Regions from separate parts of the Homo sapiens genome. Here all the other regions are linked to region 3. The links are chromatin contacts, found by Hi-C or POLR2A ChIA-PET in ENCODE. All regions are on one chromosome and are shown on one strand. The core of a region is the stretch at or near the end of the contact, and the rest is flanking DNA. Distances in the headings are between cores, read along the strand shown. Region 1 holds the start of PTPN14 (protein tyrosine phosphatase non-receptor type 14). Region 2 overlaps PTPN14 (protein tyrosine phosphatase non-receptor type 14). Region 3 holds the start of KCTD3 (potassium channel tetramerization domain containing 3).

The links. A loop is a pair of places that touch in the nucleus more often than their neighbours do. ChIA-PET counts read pairs that join two places held with the same protein, here RNA polymerase II (POLR2A). Pooled maps may share reads with other maps.
Region 1: a loop to region 3 is called in a pooled map, with 4 times the contacts of the local background. The contact joins the promoter of PTPN14 here to the promoter of KCTD3 in region 3. A Hi-C loop is called at or near these places in 7 of 50 pooled maps. POLR2A ChIA-PET finds 5 or more read pairs at or near these places in 2 of 52 experiments (H1 and MCF 10A).
Region 2: a loop to region 3 is called in a map of PC-9, with 3 times the contacts of the local background. The contact joins the enhancer-like site here to the promoter of KCTD3 in region 3. A Hi-C loop is called at or near these places in 1 of 168 maps with a recorded cell type or tissue (PC-9) and 6 of 50 pooled maps. POLR2A ChIA-PET finds 5 or more read pairs at or near these places in 1 of 52 experiments (MCF 10A).

The regions. Positions count from the first base shown.
Region 1 is chr1:214,550,171-214,552,870 of GRCh38, forward strand. PTPN14 (protein tyrosine phosphatase non-receptor type 14) reads right to left here and starts at 1,432. Exons shown (of 19, transcript NM_005401.5): 1 at 1,013-1,432. RefSeq lists enhancers at 95-916, 917-1,737, 1,738-2,558.
Region 2 is chr1:214,445,803-214,448,502 of GRCh38, forward strand. All of the region lies in intron 3 of PTPN14 (protein tyrosine phosphatase non-receptor type 14), which reads right to left. Among named protein-coding and RNA genes, the nearest start is that of PTPN14, 100 kb to the right of the region's middle. RefSeq lists an enhancer at 636-1,322. Within about 2 kb of position 1,314, at least 12 of the 41 ENCODE cell types and tissues checked have a DNase peak (open chromatin) inside an H3K27ac peak, as active enhancers do; they include PC-9, where a contact is called at or near this core.
Region 3 is chr1:215,566,052-215,568,751 of GRCh38, forward strand. It overlaps KCTD3 (potassium channel tetramerization domain containing 3), which reads left to right and starts at 1,253. Exons shown (of 18, transcript NM_016121.5): 1 at 1,253-1,717. The coding sequence starts at 1,635. LOC124904599 (a long non-coding RNA gene) reads right to left here and starts at 1,306. Exons shown (of 2, transcript XR_922599.2): 1 at 1,229-1,306; 2 at 376-1,083. RefSeq lists a silencer at 1,385-1,654 and an enhancer at 1,467-2,327.

The DNA.
Region 1 (2,700 bases), core at 182-2,681, 1.0 Mb before region 3:
GCCCTGTGATCTCATTTAGCATCTTTCTATCCTGTTCCTAGCAGAGTAGAAGCTGGGTTTGTTGGATGAATGAGTAAACTAATCCATTTCAAGAAGTTAACACATTGGTGGAAACTCTGTAACTGCCCGCACCTGCAGTCTAGAGATTCCTCACCTTCACAAAGAACCTGCGACAGCCAGTCCCTAGACTTAAGCGGAAACCCCACAATTTCTGAAATTGTAGGTGGGGATGAGAAGGTTGGAGAACAAGAACCCAAGGAAGTGAGAGGGAAAGGGAGATAGGGGCAGCGTTACCTCACTGCTCTCTCCAAACGAAAAGGTGTAAACCCCATTTACAAGTATTCAAACCTGAGATCTGGGGGTCACGTGGGGAAGGAGAGGCTGTTAATACCTACAACTTTGGAAGTTTGAGGTGAAGACCTGATCTGAAATTGTTTGGCCACAGCTTTTTTTCTACGAGCCAGCTCGACCACCCAAGTAGGAGCCTCGACGCCCAGGAGTTCGGTGGCACCACTGGGGCCTAGTGAGAGGGCAGGAAAACTCCGCTCCCCTCAAGATTCCTTCCCGGTGGTGGTGGGGTGTGATTGGGAGCGTCGGGCAGCTGCATCCCCCTACCGCTGCAGCGACCGCGACGTCGTTCGTCTTTCATCCTCTAGCCCCCAAGGTCTAGGTATCTCTAGTTGCCCTTCCGAGGCCCTCTCTCGTTCCCAAAACGCAGAAGGGAATGGAGAGAGGGGACCAGGGTGTGGGTTTAACCACAAACTCCCCAGACTGCGCTCACCTTCCAGCTCGCTCCCGGGACCAGCTTTGCGCCTCACCGCGGGCAGCTCCCACCGCGAGATAACACCCCTGCGGCCCGGCCACCCCGCGCCCCAGGCTGCCCTGCCAGGCGTCCCGGGGCGCCAATCGCAAGTTGGCGTTGCCAGCGTCTGCCCAAGTCATCTGCAGGGCGCCCGGAGCGCCAAGGCGGCCTCCAACCTCGGGCCCAACTCCCGGCTTGGACGGGGCTTACCTGCTTACATGGCCCCCGTGGCGCCCCGGAGTCCCGCGCGGAAAGGCTGTCCTTCGCGGCGGCGGAGCCGATTCCCCACGGAATTGATTCCAGTGACTGGCGGAGGAGGGGCGAAGGGAAGGAGCCGCAGGAGGCGAAAGGGGAGGGAGGTTTCCGCCGCGATCCCGGCGCGAGAGTCCGAGCAGAGGCGCACCGGGGGAGAAAAGGAGAAAAACCTAAGCACGGGGCTGTCCCGCCCGAGGAGGCCGGGGAGGATGGCTCAGCTGGGAGGGGAAGGAGCGCCAGTGGCCACTTGATGTCTGTCTAGGGCTCCCCGAGGACCTGAGCCAGGAGAGCAGGCGGCTGAGCCCGGAGAAGCACAGCAACCTGCCCCCGAGTCTGCGCCCGCTGCGCTCACTCCGCCGAGAAAAAGTTGGAAAGAACTTTGAGGGGCCGGGAGAGCCAGAGCGGCAGGAAATGCGAGCGGCCGGGAGAGGAGGGAGGAAGGGGCCGTGCGAGTGGGAGGGGACGGAGCAGGCGCCGGCGGCCACGGCTCCCCCACCCCAGAGCCGGGCTCCGCGGCCCTGGGGGCCGGGAGGCGGAGGGAGCGCTGGGCGCGCGGCCGGGGGCGGGGAGGAATGCGGCCCGGGAGGGCGCGCGCCGGGGGCGCCGCGGGCGCGCGCTGAAACGTGGAGCCCCAGCTCCCGAGCTCCCGAGCTGGAGGCGCGCCGTCCTTGGGGACGTCACAGCGCTGGAATCCGAGGAATGCCGGGCTGCAGGAGCTCCTTCTGCAGGCCCGGAGAAGTCGCACACTTTTAATGGGGTAGTTTTGGAAAATGTTTTAAAAGGTGGGGGCCGAGGACGGAGGACCGGATGAAACTCCCTGGAGTAAGAGACGTGGAAGTGGAGAGAGCAAGGCGACCGCAGCCACCCCAACCCTGGGCTGCTCCCGCCGTTGGGGAGAAAGAGGCAAGGCAAGGAAGAGCCCACCTAGACTTCCGAGGACCGCAGAGACGGGGCGGCGGCAGGAACTTGCTCACCCCGACCTACATTCAGAATAGTCCACCTTATATTGGGGAACCCTCCAAGCAGGACGTTTCATGCAGCCACCCCACAGGGGAAAACAGACCAGGAGAAAGTAAGGTGGCCTCACCAAGTAGGCAATCTCAGAGATCTCTCCCTAGAATCTCTGGGTACTGGACCCGGTGTCTTAGCCTTCTCTCCCTGCCCCCTCCCGCCCCGTAGGAATGATAAAAAGCAGCCTGTGTGCTGAGAGTTGGAAAATGTCGTTTTCCCGGTTTGTTCCATGCCACAGAATCGCCCCACCCTGCCTGGGTAGGCACTGGGAGGGAACTTCCTTAGCACTTTCGGAGGTGGAGTTAATGAGACGCAGCTGGTATGATGGAAAAAGCTCGGAGCCAGGCGACTGAACCTGGGTTTTAGGCCCTGCCCGATTGGATAACTGAGGAGTATCCCAGCCCCTGAGATCCTAGGTTTCTGTAGCTGCAAAATTAAATAATTTGTCTAGATTTCTGTGGTCCTTTGCATTGCTACAAACATGTCTTGGGATTTATCTCGGTAAGATTCCAGTCCTTTGTTGAAAAGGGACCTTGAAGTCGTTGGCACACAATGTATTGTCCCAAATCACTTCAGTGTCCGGCAACTCATGCAAAAATTCCTGGCCTCTTGGGGAAGAGAATTGGAAACCA
Region 2 (2,700 bases), core at 64-2,563, 1.1 Mb before region 3:
GTTTGAGTAAGAATTTATCCACCTCTCAGAAGCCATCTTTTTTCTTTCCGTGTCCAGAAAAATGTGAAAACCATGTGTTTATAATGAGCCTGTTGCTATGCAAATCATTAAAACACATTACAAAAATCTTTCCTTTGAGTCAGGAGAACATGCTGGGGAAGATGAACTGCTCAAGAGTCCCTTTGCTGGACAGAAAAGCTGGCAAAAAGGAATCTGAGAAGCAAAGCAAAATGGAAAAAATTACAGTGGTCCCATCCCTTGAGTCATTTTAACCAACAGGGGAAAACTAACATTTTCAAAGCCCCAAGGTAATAAATCTTACAGTTTGGGGTTAACAAACTCGGTGGTTCTTAATCTCTTTAAATCCTATGGTTTCATGACTCATCCCCCATCTGTCTACCAGAGTGTGTCCTTCTTTTCACTATTTTCTTTTAACATTTCTATAACAATATCAAGGGATTTCTTCTTTTTTCCTTTTATTTGTAGCCCTGTGTGTATTTTCCTTTTAATATATTTTGTTTTCTCATTCAATTAACACCTTAAAGTAGGGCCTGAGTTATCCATTTCTTATCCAACACAATCATAGTGTCTTGGCAGGTTTCCCTCACTTATGAAGGGACTTGCCCCTCAAAAGCCATATCTAGCAGATGAGACACAGTATGTCAAATTAATGTCAAAAAAAGCAGTGCCTCCTAATTTTCTAATTTAAACCAATTTGGACTTGATAATTTTAATAAAGCCAATCACTTTATTAAACAATTTGCAATCAATGTCACTCTCAAATTTTTGTTGTGTTGTTCTGAATACACTACTGACCTAAAAATTTCCATGGGTGTGATTCTCTGGGGACAACAAATTAAATAAACAGCTTTTAAATGTATTTTCCTTTGACTCCTATGTGTCTTGATATATATATGGGTTCATATACACAGCAAAAAAAAAAGGAAAACCCAACCAGAGTATTAATCTAGACTCTTTGTCCTTGTTCAGAGAGAAGAAATGGCTGGTCATGACTAATGCTATAGAACCTGTTCTCAAACAGAAGTAGCCAAACCATTGCAAACATGTGTTGGATGAAAACAAGTTTGGTTGGCTCCAGACAAAGGCTTATTTTTTTCAGCACAGATGGCTGAATGGTTGCCTCCTCCAACGGGTTGCCCGCAAATGAAAGACAGATTTCTATTTCTAATCTATGCAAATATCTTACTCTGCAGGGCATCACAAAGACTAACTGTTTTGTGTCAGACACTGCAGATCCCAGGTGCTCTCAGAGATGCCAAAGCCCATCTCCACCTGAGATGCCTGGTAACTGGGATAACAGCGGATGACTGGAGAGTTAGTCATTAACCCGCTCCTAATGAATGTTGTTGGGGCCTTCTGTGAAACATTCCTCTGGAATCCTGCCCCACCACCACTGCTTCCCCTTGGCTGAGCTGCCTGGAAGGCAGTTTCAATATTCAGTTCGGACCTCAGATGCTGCTAAAACCTCCCAAGAAGGCTGAGATTCCCAAAGGCTCTTAAGGACTGTAGCATTTTTCACCTTGTGTTGAGCACATCTGTCCATCTCCAACACCACACCGAGAAAACTCAAGCATTTAAAAATGTTATTCTGTCCAAACCAGATCTCCTTTATTCTCTAGTCCATAAGCCTACAACCTACGGCATGTCTTGCTGAATCACACCTGATCGTTGTTGGTGGCCCTCAACCTTCCCAAATAAATGTAATTCCTTTATTCTTTTCTTCCTAACAACTTTTCTTTGATTTCTTACATTTTTTTTTTCTCATGTTCCTCCATATTCCCAGCTTAAATCTTTTACTCACTCTGACACCCCTTGGCACATTCCAGTTTTAGGGCCCCTTGGAGGCAACAAAAATTTCTGCAATGCTGCAAACATACACACATACTCACGCACAGACAAAATGTTGCATGCTAATCCAACTCCTAACTTTCAACATTCTTTGCCATAAAGAGTTGGTTAGACCTGAAATCTACATAATTTAGTTCCAGCGCTTAAATCTAAAAATATCTTTCAAAGTTTAAAATTTTTTGTTAGTTTTTCTGATCAAATGTCAGCAACACAGTTTGCTTCAAAATCCTGTGTTGGAAAACACTTCTTTCCCTCCTTATCAACCTTCATCTGAAATAAACCAGGCTAATTAAGCAAAAAGAAATTCTAAAGAAAAAAGAAAAGTCCTTCCTAAATCCCACAGTTAATAACCACCACTACCAAAACTTTTTACTCTATACCTCCCTCTTTGAAATTTAAATACCTTTTGTTTTAGTCTATGAATGCAAACATTGACAGTCAAACAATGCAGCATTAAGTTTACTTCCTTGGAAAATCTAAAATTGTAAAGAGTTTTAGAGGTTAACTGATTCATTGATTCCTGAGGCTGGGTGAGTGTCAGAAACACCAGAGGAGTACTATTCATTTTCTCTTTTTTGAGATGGAATCTCGCTCTGTCGCCCAGGCTGGAGTGCAGTGGCGCGATCTCGGCTCACTGCAAGCTCCGCCTCCCAGGTTCACGCCATTCTCCTGCCTCAGACTCCCGCGTAGCTGGGACTACAGGTGCCCCCAACCAAGCCGGGCTAATTTTTTTTTTTTTTTTTTGTATTTTTTTAGTAGAGATCGGGTTTCACCATGTTAGCCAGGATGGTCTCGATCTCCTGACCTCGTGATCCGCCCGCCTCGGTCTCC
Region 3 (2,700 bases), core at 3-2,502:
AATCTGAACTGTTACTCATCTTCCCTGTCTAAAGTGAAGATAATGAGGTACAATGCAGTGGTAAGGATGGTGAACAGTGGCCTTGAATTCAAGCTGCTTGCCTTGAAATTCCTGCCATCCCACTTGCTACCTATGTAATTTTGAGCAAGTTTTTTTGATCATTTTCATTCCCAAATTTCCTTTTTTAAAAATAATTATAACATTAGTTGTGACGAAGAAAGATGACAAAATATCTAAACCACCGGGTATATGATAAACACAAATTAGCTATTATTAAGCTTATCATCAACTGGGAGAAATAATACTTATCTTACATCCATATGTACTATTAACATCTTTCAAGTCGAATCTAGATAGAGCATATCACAACATTAGTATGCTTGCCAGAGGCTATTTTTTATTTTTTTGGTAAAAATTATGACAATGACAATAAAAACTTAACATCAGATACATTATCAGTTTGAATTATTATGATACAACTATGACAAAACAATTCATGTTAAGAATTTAGTACCACAAACTAATGACCTCTGAAACATAACGCACTATCTTTGTTAGTCTTTGTTAGCAGGGCATCAAGTATTATAGTATTCCGATTTAAAAAATATTTTAATAGCCACTAAGGTTTTGGGTTTGAATAGATACCGTTTAAAGCAAAAACAAATAAATAAACAAGCGCATAAAATTGTGTGTTTTCTGCGTGTGTCTAACATTAGTTGAGTGCTTACTATATTCCAGAAATAGGTTGCTGGGCATTACACAGTCTAGGGGTTTTTGTCCTTTGGTTTCCTTCCTGCTTAACAAACAAAAGCAAAAAACAAAACAAAAAAACTGCTTGGGAGATTGGGGATTAAATTGAAGAGGGTAAAGTAAGCAGTTTTCTGGGGTAAACGCTGTAAGGTTTTAAAATCTCCAAATGTTCCCTGCATTTGCACTGTCTACATTTAGGCATCAACTTTTACTACCTCTAGGATTAGTTTTTCCTTTCCCAATCCATGTTGACAAAGTGGGTCATAAAGATCCGTAGATCGTTTGCCCAGATCTGCCCTCAATCTGCGAATCAGCTTCCTCGTTTTAGAAAATCTGAAATGTAAAAGGGAAAGGGGCTGGGATCGCGTGGGGAGGAGGAACGAAATGGAATCCCGCGTGGGCAGGCGGCTGGCCAGGAGCACATTCCCCTAGCCTCCCTACGCGCCAGCCCCGCGGCGTTGGGAAGCTCCTCCCTGACCTTTCCTTCCTCCTCCTCCTCCTCATTCTAGGCGGCAGTGGCGGGCGAAGCGTGAGCGCTGCGGTATTTTGTCCCGAACGGTGACCCCTCCTCCCAGGCAGGCTGCGGCGGCGTCGGTGGCAGCGGAGCACGGAGAAGAGGCCCGGGCGGCCCGGCGGCCTGGAGGCCGCGAAAGGTGGAGGCCGGGCCGCCCTTGTGCACCGCAGGATTGACCCGGGAAGGGGCAGAAGCTAGCGAGCCCCGCCCGGCCGCCGGGAAGGTGGGGGAAGCCCCGTGCACCCCCCGCCCTCCGGCCGCCGCCGCCCCGCTGGCCCTGCAGCCGTCGCCGCTGCCTCGGGCTACAGCCCCGGGCTCGGCGGTCCCGGCTGGGGAAGGAGGGCGGCGAGCGCGTCCGGAGCCGCCGGAGATGGCGGGAGGGCACTGCGGCAGCTTCCCCGCGGCGGCGGCCGGCAGCGGCGAGATCGTCCAACTGAACGTAGGGGGGACCAGGTGAGTCGGCGGGTAGCGGGCTTGCAGCGGGGATGCCTTGGCGGCCTCCTCCTTTGGTGTCGACGGGGACCGAGAGTCGCAGGAACGAGGGCGAGCGTGGGAGGCCAAGCCTGGAGGGGAACGTGGGGGCCTCCAGGCGGCAAGAACGTCGGGCGGATTTTGGAGCTGGTGAAGCATCTGCTCTGGGAAGGGAGAGGCAGAAGGGACGCTTGGAATTACCGAGGACCAGGCCCATGTGGCAGAGTAGCTGCTGTCCTAGAATGCCAACCTTTGCCCCTCCCAACAGGCAAGGAGAACCATTACACAGCCTTCCTTACCTCATCTCAGATTAGAGTGTATTTGAGGACTTTATTTAGTAGAAACCTGGCTTTGTGGTTTGGATGTTGGAGATGAACTTGCTTTCCTTTCTCTTTGGTCAACGAGGTGTCGGTTTTCTTAGGGAAGAGTGCGGTGTTCTTTTCCGCGCCTAATTAGGGGATTTGTAATTTGAAAGATTTCTGTGATGGGAGTGCAGTAGGTTTGCAGTACCTAGTTATTTATTTTCAGAATTTCTTGGTGCATGGGCTTGAAGGATCTGTTCAACTTCTAGGACAGTGTGTCCAGAAACTGCAGTTTGAACATTTGCTTTTAGGAAGCTCTGGATATTGGCACGGTGTGACGCCCTTGGAGTAAACAGACTGAATGCTCTTCTCTGTCTGTTCTCTTTCTGGCCTTCCGCCCCCCCCCCCCCCCGCCCCTTCTGTGCCTGTTATTAAGTTTGTTGGGGGAAAAAATCGTAGTTTTTGTGGATTTCCTATAACTTATGAGTCACTCCTCTCAGAAAAGGGAGTTTGCCAGCTGTTTGAAAGAAGGATTAGTTGAGTTTTAGGCTTGGTAAGGAGATAAACAAGGAAATGCTCTGGAATACAGTTAATTTTTCTGTGCTTGAGAATATGATTTTCAACCAGCATTTTAAAAGTATTTTAATGTCTTAGAACCATAGT